2 separate regions of the Homo sapiens genome follow, and region 1 is linked to region 2. A link is an interaction called in ENCODE POLR2A ChIA-PET data of the cell type or tissue named here. Cell type or tissue: IMR-90. All regions are shown on one strand. Each heading gives the region's core, and the rest is flanking DNA. Links, peaks and the distances in the headings are about the cores only.

Region 1 (5,382 bases), core at 260-5,259, 66 kb before region 2:
CCACCTAGTTGCAAGTATTTTGTTACAGCCACCCTGACACACTGACAGAGGTATTTCATGGGTCTCATTAGAAAATGGATGAAAAAAGAGCTAAGTCAAAGTTTTTACCCCCACGCTATCTTAGTCAGAATTGCTCTGTTTTCATATTTTACGTGTGGCTATTCTCTGTAAAATTTGTTTGAAAAGAAGTTCAACTGCTAAGAAGAAAAAACATATTTGAACAGCCCTGCTTTATATAATAGGTAAGTGATTGAACATGTGGATATATTTCTCTGTGCACTGGGAACACATAGGGAAATCATTTGAAAGAATATTGCTGCATTCTTTGTAAAATCAATACCTGTGGATTTTCATGAGTCTGAAATAATTAAGAGTGTGTAGGATGAACAGCCCTTAAGGGTAGTGTTGGGGAGCGGGTGGGGCGGATCTGGGGAAGGACATTGTATTGTTTCGCTGACTGTTTTATGTCTTAGCAACAAGACATAACTTAGTACAGCATCAGAGTCCCTCAGGATTACAAATTACTTGAGGGCAGAAACTCTTTTCTGTAGCTCCTTCAGCTCCCTGTCGTGATTCTTTAAATATTTCATGTGCAAATGAGTCAATAAATGGTAGGAAGGCAGATAGAGCAGGAAAATTCTTTTCCTTCCTATTAACTCTTGTCCCCTACTCTTTAAACTCACTGGGCTCGGCTCTAGACAATCAGGTCAAGTTTATCTTTGGCACCCTTTGCTTTAGCAGGCATTCCTTTTTTCCGAGTGCCCAGTGTATCCTCTTACCCAGGGTTATTTCACTCTCAAATCCCAGAAAGGGCTATCTTCCCATATAGTATCTCATGCCTCAGACCTTTCCTAATCCTCTAGGAGAGGCTCTAGGACCTCTAGGCTTCCTTGTTATGAGTTCTACTTCTTGCTCTCTGTAAAAATTTTACAGAGTTAGCATCAGGCCACTTAGAGGATGAAGATTACAGAGAAGAGAGCCTTCAAACTCTTGTCTCTGCATGCAACTGGAATAGAACACTGCCCACCATCGCTCATTGTATCTAAGCACTTAACCCCACCCATGTTGAACAACACTTACCTACCTCCCGAGACCTTTTTTCCTCGAAGGACAGTTTTGTGTGATCCCAGGCTCATTTATTTTTAAGGGCAGGTAAGTTACAAAAACATAGGGCATCCTTTTCTTGGGTTATCATATCTCCCACTCCTCATGGCTCAAAGTTACTGTCCTTCAAATCGATATATTGAAAAAAGCATGAGCCACTGCCAGAGCAGTCATTTCTCTCCCAGTGTGTGGTTATCCTGGCCTACTTTGGCTCACAGGAGTGAAGGAAACAAGCTGCTTGTTTAAATTATGGAGAATCAGGCTGGGCATGGTGGCTCACACCTGTAATCTCAGCACTTTGGGAAGCCGAGGCAGGTGGATCACGTGACGTCAGGAGATTGAGACCAGACTGGCCAATGGGGTAAAACCCTGTCTCTACTAAAAATACAAAAATTAGTTGGGTGGTAGCACATGCCTGTAATCCCAGCTACTTGGGAGACTAAGGTAGGAGAATCACTTGAACCCAGGAGGTGGAGGTTGCAGTGAGCCGAGATCGTGCCATTGCACTCCAGCCTGGGCAACAAGAGCAAAACTGCGTCTCAAAAAAAAAAAAAAAATATGGAGAATCAGTACTAAGGAGTTACTCCTTTAGTTTTTCAAACAAATGGTCATCATGTGCCTGCTATATACTATACCTATTAACCCACTGTGGTAGATTCTGATATAATTAACTTCTTAATGTATCATTTTGTTTTCTGTTTACTCCTTCAGCAAAATTCTTTAGGGAAACTTATGTAACTGGTTCAGTAACAAAAGCAAACAACACTCAAACATACTTAAAACTCATGTAGCTTTTAAACCACTATCTACAAATATTTTCAGTTTTAAGGCAAAAACAACTTGAGTACCAGGTATGACTACAAAATAAAGTGATTATTATCTTTTAACAACAAACATAATAGGGTGTACTCACTCAAAGATATAATCTCCCCTTTAATGTAGCCACCATGAGAGTCCATGCCTTTGTTCTATTGGTGTGGCAACAACTGCTTGTCTTTTGGGACTAAAATTAGACATTACTTCCTTCTTTCAGGAAGCTGGCCCTCACTCCTAAAGCTGGGTTTCATGCCCCTCTTCTGGGCTCCTGTGCTTGCGTCAGTCAAAGCACTTGTCATACTGGATTATCTTTCTCCTTCACCTGGCTGAGTGCTCCCTGAAGATAGGGAGGATGTCTTCTGTGGTTTTTGTACCCCTGGGGCCAAGCATGTACAGGACTAGTTGCTCAGTAAATATTTGTTAGTTGATTGAAAAATATCTCTGCATCACATTTTTGGACCATCTTCAACAACAGAAAATTTTCATTCTTTTAATGGAGAATGATTTTTGGAAAACAAATGTTATTCAGAAACAAGTTGGGCACATAAGGTATTCATCTAGCTTATTTAAAAATGAGTTATGATCATAATATATTGACCACTTTTCTTCTCTGATTCATAGACTGGCTCTGAGAACAACTCCAAAGGAGGAATTACAAAAGGTTCTGAACAATAGAAGCTTCCCAGGGCAACATCTTCGGTTTTTTGTTTTTGTTTTGTTTTGTTTGTTTGTTTGTTTTTTGAGATGGAGTCTCGCTCTGTCGCCCAGGCTGGAGTGCAGTGGCGCGATCTCGGCTCACTGCAAGCTCTGCCTCCCGGGTTGACACCATTCTCCTCCCTCAGCCTCCCGAGTAGCTAATTTTTTGTATTTTTAGTAGAGACTGGGCTTCACCATGTTAGCCAGGATGGTCTCAATCTCCTGACCTCATAATCCGCCCGCCTCCGCCTCCCAAAGTGCTGGGATTACAGGAGTGAGCCACCGCACCCGGCCAGGGCAACATCTTTGAAGGACTACATTCATTTATATGTTTAAGTTACAACATGTGTCTGGAGAATAGTCAAATAAATATTTGCCATGATAATTATTGAATACATACTCTAGGCAGCAGAGCATACCTTTAGAGGTTAAGAGCATTACTCTGGAGCTGGACTGCTTGGGTTCAAGTCCTGGCTGTGCAATTTATTTAGCTGTATAGCCTTGGACAAGTTACTCAACCAGTGGGTACCTCTGTTTCCTCATTTGTAAAATGTAGATTAAACAGTACTTCCCTCCTAAGATCGTTGTGAGATTAATTGAGTCAACCACGTAATATACTTAGAAATAGGGCCTGGTATATAGAAAGTGTTCAGTATAGGTTATTATTGTTATCATCATTACATTTATCATTATTACTATGTTTGAGGTACTGTGTTAGTAATACTAAAGATTTAAAAAAGGGGCTGGGTGCAGTCACACATGCCTTAATCTCAACAGTTTGGCAGGTGGAGACAGGCAGATTGCTTGAGCTCAGGAGTTCAAGACCAGACTGAGCAACATAACAAAACCCCTGTCTCTACAAAAAATGCAAAAATTAGTCAGGCATGGTGGCAAACCTTTAATCCCAACTACTTGGGAGGCTGAGGCAGGAGAATCGCTTGAGCCCAAGAGGCAGAGGCTGCAGTGAGCCTTGATTACGCCACTACACTCCAGCCTGGCGACTCTGTCTCAAAAAAAAAAAAAGTTCCTTCCCTCAGTAAGTTCACAGTCTTATGAAAAATATACACATGTGATTTATCTTATAATACAACTTGATGAGTGCCCTTAGAAAAGTCAACTGTCATTGTGGGGAGGGATCTAGTAGTGGTAACATCTCAGTAGAGTTCTGTAAGTACTGAATGCCCTCCACTCAATTCAAAACAGTGTGTCCCAGGAATATGAATGTCAGTATAGCCAGATACCTGACATTCATGATAGTGATAGCAGCAGAAAGACCTGACTAAAATTTTTTTTTTTTTTTTCTGAGACGGAGTCTCGCTCTGTTGCCAGGCTGGAGTACAGTGGCATCATCTGGGCTCACTGCAACCTGTGCTTCCCCGGTTCAAGCGATTCTCCTGCTTTAGCCTCCCAAGTAGCTGGGACTACAGGTGCCTGCCACCACGCCCAGCTAATTTTTGTATTTGTAGTAGAGACGGGGTTTCACCATGTTGGCCAGGATGGTCTCGATCTCTTGACCTCATGATCTGCCTGCCTTGGTCTCCTAAAGTGCTGGGATTACAGGTGTGAACCACCGCGCCTGGCCCCATTTGTTTTTTAAACAAAGTAATGATATGTGATGTTAATGCCTGTGAAAGTATTTAATGTACCACGCATCGCTCTGAATAGAATCCATTCTGGACAGAGAATTCATAGACTCTATCATTAATATGTCTCTATCTTTTAAAAAAAACCAATTCCACTTTCAAGAACAAAGACATAATGCTGCTCTGATCCTTGAAGTGAATAATCTAGAAGGGCTTGCCACTTTACCAAAATAACTTACAGCTTTACTGTGGATTAAAATTGAATCAAAATTTAAGAAGAGAATTATTTAATAATGACATAATCTACATTTGGGAAGTATATTGTTTCTTTCATTACTGTGTCATTTATTTTACTGTGCAGAAAATATTTTTCCTTTTTTTTTTGAGACGGAGTCTCGCTCTGTCACCCAGGCTGGAGTGCAGTGGTGCGATCTCGGTTCACTGCAAGCTCTGCCTCCCGGGTTCACGCCATTCTCCTGCCTCAGCCTCCCGAGTAGCTGGGACTACAGGTGCCTGCCACCACGCCAGGCTAATTTTTTGTATTTTTAGTAGAGACAGGGTTTCACCATGTTAGCCAGGATGGTCTCCATCTCCTGATGTGATGGAGATGCAGATGTGATCTGCTCGCCTCGGCCTCCCAAAGTGCTGGGATTACAGGCGTGAGCCACCGCACCTGGCCCAGAAAATATTTTTCAATTAAAATATTGGTTTCCTTTTTTTAACTAGAGTTTTTCTCTCTCAGAAGTAGTTATGAAGATGACAATATATATTGCAATCAGCTATTTTGTATGATTCATGAAGAAACACTTCAAAAATAACTTTGTAATAAAGACAGAAAACTGTTTCTTCACGATTGTGATTCATCATAATTATTTTTGAACATTTGGTAAATCTTATTTCTGTGGACTTTTTTTTCTTGAGACTTGGGTCTCACTCTGTTGCCAAGGCTGGAGTGCAGTAGTGCAATCATGGTTCACTACAGCCTTGACCTCCTGGGCTCAAGGGATTCTCCTGCCTCAGCCTCCTGAGTAGCTTGGACCACAGACTTGTACCACCATGCCTGGCTATTTTTTAATTTTTTTGTAGAGATGGGGTCTCGCTATGTTGCCCAGGCTGGTCTCCAACTCTTGGCTTTAAGCCATCCTCCCACTTCAGCCTCCCAAAGTACTGGAATTACAGGCAT
Region 2 (5,382 bases), core at 237-5,236:
GGGTTTGCTTGGAAGATTGGTGAGTTAATAATGTACATAAAATGCTGAGCACAGTTCCTGGCTTCCTTAGTCCATTTTGTGCTACTATAACAGAATGCCACAGACTAATAATTTATGAACAATCAAAATTTATTTCTCATGGTTCTGGAGGCTGGGAAGTCCTAGGTCAAGGTGCTGGCATCTGGCAAGGGCCTTCTTCCTTTATCATAACATAGTGGAAGGGCATAGCAGAAGGGCAACAGAGAGAGAGAGAAAGAAGGGGGTCAAACTTGCCCTTTTATATTAATAACAACCCTACTCTACTTTCACCATATCAGCATTAATGCATTCATGAGGGTGGAGGCCTAATCACCTCTTAAATGTCCCACCTCTTAATAATGTTACAATAGCAATTAAATTTCAAAATGGGTTGTAGAGGAGGCAAACATTCAAACCATAGCACTGGCACAGCACATAGTATGTGCTCAATAAATGGTAGCAGTTACACGAATACATTACGAATTTTTTTTCTTCACACAGGCACTGCCTGTTGTGTAATTGAAGCTGTAACCCAGGGACAGGAAAATAGGCAGAAGTCCCTTGAGCCACAGCATGGGGCTACAGAAATGGCTGGGTGCCAGCCCAGGGAAACAGAACTCATCAAGGATCTAGTCTCTCGACTCCATTCTCAATAAACAGGTTTGCAGAATATGGCTGCATCCTAGAGATCAGAAATGTTCAATTCTTTGCTGATGGCCGCTCAGTGGTTGACAGCATAGGCAAGAGGCGCTTCAGGGTGCTCCATCAGAGCCAGCGGGATGGCTACAACACAGCCGACATTGAATACATTGAAGACCAAAAGGTAAGGGTGGCCAGTGCCAAGAATCCCAAAGCCAGGCTATCCTTGTAACTTGATACACAAAGATAGTTGTGAAAGGATTTCTCAGAACCCTTGAGGGCCTTGGGATTTCACACCAAATTGCTGCAGCAACATTGAATGCTGCTGGATTGCTGTCCAGTTGCACTATGGCAGTGAGGGCGCCTACTGTCCTGGCTCTGCTTAGCTGCTGAGTTGCATTCATGCATAGGAAATGTTATCCTAGATCAACCCTGGGGCTCATTCAGCTTGGGAGTTAAGTCTCTGCCAAAGATTGCAAGGAATGGATCTGGGGTGGGTCTATACATATATATTTTATCTATCGATTTATGTATATTTTAAACTTTTTTCTTTTGAGACAATTATAGATCCACACATGCATTTGTATTTTAAAGTACGTAACCTGGCTAAGAGCCCTTCCCAATAATCCATCATCCCCTAAGGCAGAAAGATGACACATCTAGTTAATCCTTGGTTTTCTGAGGTAATGGGTGGAAGAAGAGGTAAATAATCCTATATTCATTTATATTTACATTTGTTACATAGTAGATTAATAAATATCTGATGACTGAGTAAATGTGTTTGACCAAGATAGTTACATGCTGAGACTGACATACTCCTGTGTCTTTTCCAGCAAGTAATGAGAAAACAGATGTAAAAATGAAAAGGGCAAAGGCATGGACCAGCATAACCTGGTTTAACCACATGCCTCCACTCAGGCCGGTTTGAATCTCTGGTTTTCTGCATGTTTTGCTGTTTCAGCTAATCTACCCAGCTGAACCTTTCTCCTTCCTCCATGGTCAGCAGTATCTACACACTGTCCAGCACTTGACTAAGGGGCATTTCACATCAAGCAAAGGAGAAAGCTGAATGGGTGAGCCTTCCCATAGGAAGGCAGGATGGATGCTCAAAGCGAATCAGGTGTCAAAAGTGACTCTGGGAATGATGGAGAGGGTACAGAATGTTTCACTTCCACTTTGATACTTTCAGGTTCAGGGAGAGGATTGTGCTGAGCTCATGGGATTACATAACTGTGTCTATCAGCAAGCATCATTGTGGTTTCATTCGCTCAAATTATCCCTAAAGAATCGGATACTCAATCACTTTGGTCCCATGCCGGAGAAAGACGCCGATCCTCAGGTATAGAAAAATGTCTATTTTTAAACGGGTTGTCCCACTAGAAGAGAGTGCCTAGTGTTTGTGATTAGATGGGTATGTGGCTGCCATTCAGCACATCGAATGCAGAGAGGAAGATGGATTTAATTTGGTGTTGTTTGGCTGCACAGTGAGCGTCATGAGTAAGACCAAAAAGATCCCAAGTTAGAATCGGGGTAACTAAAGTAAAGCAGTAGGAACTTGGATCCAAGGCAGGTTTTGAGAACTAAGTAAGATAAGAGAATGGGAACATAGATATCACCAACAGAAGAACCTTCCATGGGAGTCCAGATTCACACCATGGTAGTGTTAGGGTGACAAGTTACATGCAAAGGCCAGGACTTAAGAGAAGGGTATCCTGGGAGCTGAGACCAAAAGCTGCTGCTTTCAGGTAACTTCATAACCCTCTCCCTCATTGCTTTGGGAACTAGGGGATAGGGCCAGCTACCCTTATAAGATTACAACTGCAAGACCACAAAAACTTTTCGTGCCTCGGTCTATCTATGCTTCGCCCTGCAAGTCTAGACCCTTGCTATTGTCCTCACCAGGGCTGAACAGCTCTGTTCATCATTAAATACTGTTAGTTGAGTTATACTAGACAGTAGTTTGTTAGGTTCTACTGATCAGTGTTCTTCCTGGGGGATAGGCCTATTTGAAAGATCAAGCTGCAGATCAGAAGCTCCCTAGGAGAGTGGAGATGGTTAAGTTTCACTAAGCTTTGCTTGCCTGGAATAAATCAGGGAATACTGTCTTTCTAGGATAAGGCTGGAGATATCCTAACCACATATTTCCTCACGACCATCTCTTCCTATGCTCCAAGCTGGCTCTCCTACATTGATTCTTTACTTATGCTCATCCCCAACTCTGTCACAAAAGAAAAAATCTCAATATGCATATTCTGACCAAAAGTCTGGTCCTGCTTACCTCACTAGCAGTATGACCTTGGGAAGATTCCTTTCCCTTTCTCAACTTTTGTCCCATCTCTGACATGAGGAGGGTTCTAAAGCCCCCTCTTCCTCTTGCATTCTGAGGTTCTAAGACACCAGTCTGTTCCCTAAATGAAATGTCTTGCTTTCCTCAGACCACAAAGGTGGCTTCTTTCCCCCCCCATGCAAAGGCATCATGAGTTTTCAAGGGAGAAAGGCCAGTTAGTGCTTCCTGTGACCCAGCTCCTGGCTCTGGGCCACGATGAGTCAGGACTGCAGCATATACCTCTGAGCAAACTCACGATCAAGCTTAATGTTCCCCTTCACCTTCCGGGAAGCGTTCTCCCTTAGGCAAAAGATACAGATCAGCAATGGTAACGGGAAAACACAGATGCTACAGTGTGATTCATAAAGGCTAATGACAGAGAAAGTTGAAATCTTGGGTTTCACTTCCTTTTTTCTTAGTTCTGTTATTATGTTGCTTTGGCAGCAGCAGCACCAGCAAAAAAGAAAAACCCATACCCATCCCAGTTTGCTCCAGTCAATGCTGCATCCCCAGTGGTCCCACAAATAAGCATGTTCTGTCAGGAGGATGTTTCTTAGAAACTGCCACAAGTGTTAATACCAGCTTAAATATCTTTGTTGGTGATCCTTGGAAAGAAAGTTCAGAACATCAGTCTAATATTCAGAACTGATCATAGGAGGGAGAGCATATTGCCAGCTTCAGGGAGGGACAAAAAAGAATGCAAATGAAGTTAGAGGCACAAAGAAGCAAAGAAGGCAGTGAGATTTGGTGACGATCAGAGGAACCAATTTGGAGCCAAATAATTTCAGGTGTAGGCACTTTGACCAGAATGGTTCTCTATAGTCCTAAAACCAAACTTGTGAAAGTTGTGGGCAGAAAGCTCGTTTTAGGCTTAGAAGGAAATAAGTACCCAATGTCTAAAATATGTGCCAGGGAAGCTGCTTTGGGGAAGGATTTATGTGGAATGGGAAAGCTCTTTATTAAAAGGAAATCTAGGGGCAGAATATATTTCTTTCTTTCTTTCTTTCTTTTTTTTTTTTTTTTGAGACGGAGTCTTGCTCTGTCGCCCAGGCTGGAGTGCAGTGGCATATCTCAGCTCACTGCAAGCTCCGCCTCCCAGGTTCACGCCACTCTCCTGCCTCAGCCTCCGGAGTAGCTGGGACTACAGAAGCCCGCCACCGCGCCCGGCTAATTTTTTGTATTTTTAGTAGAGATGGGGTTTCGTCGTGTTAGCCAGGATGGTCTCGATCTCCTGACCTCGTGATCCACCCGCTGGCCTCCCAAAGTGCTGGGATTACAGGCGTGAGCCACTGTGCCCGGCCCTGGGGCAGAATATATTTCTAATGTGAATGTTTTCTAATTGGAATTTTTGCAAAGTGAGATTGTGATTCTTTGGGACTGTAAATCATAGCCTTTGGTTTCAGGGGAGAAGAGAGCTATGGCCCTGTATAGTGACATGGTATACATGGACTATTGCCTTCAGCCACATCAAGGAAATGAGGGGACTTAAAAGACATGCAAAGGTCAAGGGGTCATGGGAATCGAAGGCCTGAATGTTAAATGCATCAGTCCAAAGGACCTCAACAGAATATTAGAAGTGGAAGAGACTACATAGTAGATACCAGCTTGTAAAATCACATTGGCTAGGAGGCATGGTGTATCTGTTAGGATACTGGTTGGTTTGCTTTAACAAGAAACAAAAATGACTGGAGCTTAAACAAGATGGAGGGGCTAAGTCTTGGACAGTTAGGGCAGCTCTATTCCACAAGAGCATTCAGGCACCCAGGCTCCTTCATCACAAAACTCTACCATCCTTAAAATGTCTCCCTCATCCTCTTGATTGAGAAAGGCTGATCCTCACCACGTCCATGTTCTAGCTAGGGGAAAGGGAGAGAAAGAGGAAGGCAGAGGGCATATGCTTCTTTCCCAGAGCATGACCAAGAGGTTACACATATCACTTCCCTTTACATCTCATTAGCCAGAACTTTGTCTCATGGCCTCACCTAGCTGCAAGGGAAGCTGAGAAATGCAGTCTTTTTTCTGGGTGGCTATATGCCCTGCTAAAATAAGGGGGAAAATAGATATAGGGTCAATTAGCAATCTGCCACATGGAGTTGTTCTACCTGGGGTCTTTACCTTGAGCATTTGGAACTCTGCAGACTGATGTTCTTGGATGGGAATAGGATGACTCCATTGTGTTTCTCTGTTGCAGATGAACCCGAATGGCCCAGCCTGGTGCTGGTGGATGTTAGCAGTTCTTCCCTTGGAAAGCCGAGCTCAGCTCCCCTTCCTAGCAATGAGGTCCTTAAAGGACAGACTGAATGGTATTCGACGAGTCCTGGCCTTCATATCCCGAAACCAAAACTAGTGAGTGGATTGCCGAAGAGGAGCTCCCACCTTCCCCACTGCCGTCGGGGGGA

The links. ChIA-PET counts read pairs that join two places held together with the same protein. Peaks named below come from ENCODE experiments on the same cell type or tissue, not always from the same donor. Only the 100,000 strongest peaks of a DNase experiment are listed, where the experiment ranks them.
Region 1: POLR2A ChIA-PET joins it to region 2 with 8 read pairs; 2 of 35 experiments call an interaction of 5 or more read pairs at or near these places.

The regions. Positions count from the first base shown.
Region 1 is chrX:118,946,229-118,951,610 of GRCh38, forward strand. No RefSeq gene overlaps it. Among named protein-coding and RNA genes, the nearest start is that of LONRF3, 26 kb to the right of the region's middle. In IMR-90, for the core only: no CTCF peak of the experiment used is centred there; no DNase peak of the experiment used is centred there; H3K27me3 peaks cover 189 bases.
Region 2 is chrX:119,012,361-119,017,742 of GRCh38, forward strand. LONRF3 (LON peptidase N-terminal domain and ring finger 3) reads left to right here. Exons shown (of 11, transcript NM_001031855.3): 9 at 679-841; 10 at 1,847-1,996; 11 at 5,175-5,382. The coding sequence ends at 5,330. Among named protein-coding and RNA genes, the nearest start is that of LONRF3, 40 kb to the left of the region's middle. RefSeq lists a silencer at 3,141-3,200. In IMR-90, for the core only: no CTCF peak of the experiment used is centred there; a DNase peak (open chromatin) is centred at 3,251; H3K27me3 peaks cover 262 bases.